Regions from separate parts of the Homo sapiens genome. Here region 1 is linked to region 2. Evidence: chromatin loops called from intact Hi-C (ENCODE). Cell type or tissue: PC-3. All regions are shown on one strand.

Region 1 (2,500 bases), 77 kb after region 2:
GCCCCATTACTTCCATTCTCTTTCTGGGGCCCCTCAAAAGCCTCTGTGAAAAAAGCAGTTCTGCAAAATGTAGAACTGGCTCATGTCCCTGGGTCTGGTTACAGCTTTTCCTGTCACCCCTTTCATGAACCACACAGCTATACACACTTTTGCATCAACCTCAAAGTATTTATGTGCTTGTTGTAAGTTTGGCCCTTGTTGTACTTCCTCTAATTATCTTTTCTTCTGGGATTGGCGGGATGGATAGGGGACTGGGGTCAATATTCCTGAGAAGCGGAGAAGCACTGCCTTTTTTTTTTTTTTTTTTTTTTTGTGAGACGGAGTCTCGCTCTGTCCCCTAGGATGGACTGCAGTGGCATGATCTTGGCTCACTGCAACCTCCACCCCCCGGGTTCAAGCAATTCTCCTGTCTCAGCCTCCCGAGTACCTGGGACTACAGGCATGTGCCACCATGCCTGGCTAATTTTTTGTATTTTTAGTAGAGACACGATTTCACTGTGTTAGCCAGGATGGTATCGATCTCCTGACCTCGTGATCGGCCCACCTTGGCCTTCCATAGTGCTGGGATTACAGGCGTGAGCCACCACGCCCGGCTGAAACACTGCTTTTGACTTTTTTGGAAACCTATGTTTTGGACCCTCCCCAGCACTGCCCTCTACTCTTCATGTGTGTGTATAATTAAGGCTGGGGAAATTAGCCTCCATGGCAATAACTTTCTGCCAAAAATTCACTTTCCCCAGAGTAGGAGCTTTATTTCTAGAAGGGAATCAAATCTCTTAACTATTCTGAGGTCAAAACAAAAACAACCTCCAGAGACCCAAACAACTCTAGATATACTTTAAGAATTTGACTCCCTTACAAACCACATGTTGGTCCATACCCAGCTGGATCCTCACATAATCAATCAGAAGGACTAATGTGGCTATGCATGAACCACATTTTAAAAATATTTTTTCCTATTTTAATAAGGATACATCTGAAAAGCAGGAGGCCAACTCCATCTTTTTCTTTTTTGGCTCACCTGGGCTTTGTTTGCTCAGCCCAACAGCAGGTAAAAGAGAAGGCCTTGCTTCATCAAGCAATAGGGAGCAAGTGTGCTCCTCCAGGATCTGCCCTGTGCTTGATTATTCACATTCAGGAAAAGTGCCAGGACTATGCCCTGCCCAGGAAGCCTGAATATCTGCTTTCCGATGTCTATTTGCCAAATATAATTTGTTGCCATGTCAGTTTATTTTCATCCGTGCCCATTAAAGAGACCTTTCAACTTCCCGAGTTTTGGGAACTCTTGTTCTGGTAATGCAAAACACTTCAAAACAAAACCCCAAACAAAACAAAGAAGCCTCCGCACTCAAGACTGCAGGATGCATCTCACCAGCTGGATAAGTCAAGTTAACCTAATATTATATTGACTTTGATCCAATAATGGGCCAAGGTGAGTCTCTGTCTGAGAATCTGCTGGGAAATATTGAAAGTCCCCTCTTCAGACCATCCTTTCCAGTTCTGTGGCTATTTTCACATGTAAGATGCAAGGTTTCTCAATATAACCATGTTTTAAAAATAACTCTTACCTTTTGACAGATTAAGTTTTTTCACTGTCAAATGGAAGTGATGCTACAGAAAAATTCACCATGAGGAAGAAAGTTGAATGTACAGATGCTTCTACTTAATGGGCCAACAGAGACCCCTGGGTTTTCTGAGATGGGTCTTTGGCTGTCTGCTCTCCACTGCAGTGGTCTCTGATTTCGTGGAGCACCAACTTTCTCTAAAACATCCCTTGGGTGACAAGTATAACAAGGCTGCTCCTAAAGGAGATGGGCAGGGAGGACCTCGTGGCTAAGCAGACTAGGCCCAATTAACACATCTAAGAAATTCAAGGAGGGCGCCTTGCTTGTAAATAAATATCAGACTTGGCCAGCAGAGGAAATGTACTCAGTCTTCCTGCTTTCCTCCTAAAATATCAAACCACATTGAGGGAACAGAGATTTGAGAGGAGGGAGAGTGAGTAGGGGAGAGAGGAATTTGGTGCCTGACATACTCTGGAGGAGGAGAGTACACTGAGGATAAGGACACTAAGGATTAATTCCACCCATCTCACAGTTAGCCTATGGCTGGGCCTAGATACTGCCAGAGATGCCTCAAGAAATAGAAAAACAAAGCCAGGTGCAGTCACTTACAGTGCCAGCTTAGGAGGCTGAAGGGGGAGGATCTCCTGAGGCCAGGAGTTAGAGACTGCAGTGAGCTATGATCTCACCTGTGAAGAGCCTCTGCACTCCAACCTGGGCAACAGAGAGAGACCCTGTCTCTACCAGGGGGAAGAAGAAAAAAAGAAGCAAAAACAAACAAACAAAAAACATTTCTTAATGGAGAATGTTTTATTTCTTTAGCATGGCATGGAGTTGCCCAGATCTGACTTCCTGCTACCTCTTTGGCGTCTATATTACAACTGTATTCTTATTTCTAAGTCTTTCACCATGGCAGGTCCTGGGGAAGAAACTATTCA
Region 2 (2,500 bases):
TATTCATGTCCTTAGCCCACTTTTGATAGGACTGTTTGTTTTTCTCTTGCTCATTTGTTTGAGCTCTTTTTAGATTCTGGATATTAGTCCTTTGTCAGATGTATAGATTGTGAAGATTTTCTCCCACTCTGTGGGTTGTCTGTTTACTCTGATGACTGTTCCTTTTGCTGTGCAAAAGTTCTTCAGTTTAATTAAGTCCTAGCTATTTATCTTTGTTTTTGTTGCATTTGCTTTTGGGTTCTTGGTCATGAAATCTTTGCCTAGGCCAATGTCTAGAAGGGTTTGTCCAATGTTATCTTAGAGAATTTTTATAATTTCAGGCTTTAGATTTAAGTCCTTGATCCATCTTGAGTTGATTTTTGTATAAGGTGAGAGATGAGGATCCAGTTTCATTATCCTGTATGTGGCTAGCCAATTATCCCAGCACCATTTGTTGAACAGGCAGTCTTTTCCGCACTTTATGTTTTTGTTTGCCAAGCCTGATTTTTAATGACTACAGATTATTCCATTTATGGGTACACCACAATTTATCTAATCATTCTCTTGTGGGTAGACATTTAGGTTACTTATGATTTATTAATATAATAAAAATATACATGTATTGTGTATCAAAGTTAGACACATATATATGAAAGATGAGCAGCTTCTCAAAAGCTGTGTATTTGTTTCCAAAGGCTGGTGCCCTGCAGTGGCCACACGAGGACCTTCAGAATGTACACATAGTGACTAATGGTAACACTGGAAATCATCAAACTGCCAGGGTCCTGCCAGCACTCAGCATTTGCTCTTCCACATGAGAAAGTCCCTACAGGGAATGGGAGTTAATGTCAGCATGTCAGTACATACAGTCTGTTCTCAGTGAATCTGGAAGCTTGTCTTCCTAGATGCCTATGGCTGAGTCGCTGAAAAGATTTTTGACTCAGGGCTTCAGAAGATACCTCAGTGCTAAATCACCCAGAGCAGCGTTTCAGATTCAGAAGCTGCGTCACCTGTGGGCAGAACAGAACTCAGCTACGGACTTAAAGTTCCAGAGCTCAGTAGCATCAAAGCACAAGGGACAGAGACCCAAAGGATCCATGAATGGGGACTGAGACCCGAAGGATCCATGAATGAGGGCTGAGCCATGTGGTGTGTACACACCCACAACATGTGAGTGAGAGCTGCGCCCACAATCTCCTGTAGGTCAGCCTCCAGGCCATGCAGACAGCCCCATACCCTAAATCCCATGTACGCCATCTACGTTTCTTCTCTCTACTTTGTTTAATAAATCAAAAATTGGCTAAAGGGAGGAGGTGGTCAAGGATGCCATGACCCACTAAACAGTCTAAACAGAACGCAGCAATGTCACTACACTAGAGCTGGAAATGGGGTAGCAGAATGCCAGCTCCCATAGCAAACCCCAGGATGAAAGTGAAAGCTGGGGTGAAAAGGCCTAGAACTTGCTTCCAGAGCACAGGTGACAGAATCCCTGAACGTGAAACATTCTTCTCTCGGGGATGATGACTTAGCACTGAGGTATCTTCTGGAGCCCTGAGTCACTCAGCTCCAGGAATGATGGGTGTGGACCAGACTGGAAATTCACTGGACCGTTTTCAGTGTAACTTGGACCCAACCTAAGCATCTGGGGGACCTGGAAGAGACCCATGTCATCTGGTCTAGGCCCCAGTTCCAGGCAAATGGTAGAAAAGCTTTTCGTTATGGGATGACTCTGATCCTGAGCTGACAGGAGAATCCCATAGAATTGAGACGCTCCAGCACCACCTTGGATTTTGCCCCACTGTCTGGTTCTGTGAAAGAGCGAAAAAAGTCAGGATGAATGAACCAGTGCATGAACAAATACATCATAGCCTTCCTTCCTCCGCAAAGGTAGAATCTTGGCAGTAGCCATCTGCCAGGGCAAGGAATGGCCTGAGAGGGTTAGGGGAGAGGCAGAGATGTCTAGGAAGTCATGAGGCTGCCACACAGTAGGAAGAGGAAGGCCTTCCATCTGCGGCTCCAGCCACAATTCAGGAGATCCCTGAGCTCCACCCATGGAAGCTTGGACAAGCCACATCTCTGTTCCTAATATGTTCCTACATATGTTCTCTAATCTCTAATATGGGAAGAATAGTCACAGCTTCCCTGCTTCCTCTGTGAGATAACACAGTCTTAACTGTTTTCACTGAAAAGTTGTCAGTGCACCCACAACTCCACCCTCCCTACTGACTCTGGGGCTGGCGAGCAGCCTTTCCCAATGTAATTATGGTTTCAGAACTTGATTTGATCCGTGTAATAAGCAAAACCATGTAATGAAAAGCCATGTTAAATGGAAATCCCATCCGAGTATTTTTGTGCTGGATCTTAGGAAGAACTCAAAGTGGGACACGTGAGGAGAGGACTGTGCTGATGAGAGCAAAGGAGAGAGCTGGGGTCTTGGAATAGGAAAAGGCCCATAGGTACTAGGAAGCTAATGAGTAACTAGCCATGGGCTACTGTGGTAAGAAGGGCAAGTATTTTGGAT

Evidence for each region. Peaks named below come from ENCODE experiments on the same cell type or tissue, not always from the same donor. Only the 100,000 strongest peaks of a DNase experiment are listed, where the experiment ranks them.
Region 1: it touches region 2 in a loop (4-fold over the local background); 4 of 110 quality-filtered maps call a loop at or near these places.

What each region holds. Positions count from the first base shown.
Region 1 is chr1:91,685,027-91,687,526 of GRCh38, forward strand. All of the region lies in intron 16 of TGFBR3 (transforming growth factor beta receptor 3), which reads right to left. Among named protein-coding and RNA genes, the nearest start is that of CDC7, 190 kb to the left of the region's middle. In PC-3, no CTCF peak of the experiment used is centred here; a DNase peak (open chromatin) is centred at 1,145.
Region 2 is chr1:91,608,240-91,610,739 of GRCh38, forward strand. No RefSeq gene overlaps it. Among named protein-coding and RNA genes, the nearest start is that of CDC7, 110 kb to the left of the region's middle. In PC-3, no CTCF peak of the experiment used is centred here; DNase peaks (open chromatin) are centred at 832 and 1,522; H3K4me3 peaks cover 388 bases; H3K27ac peaks cover 2,335 bases.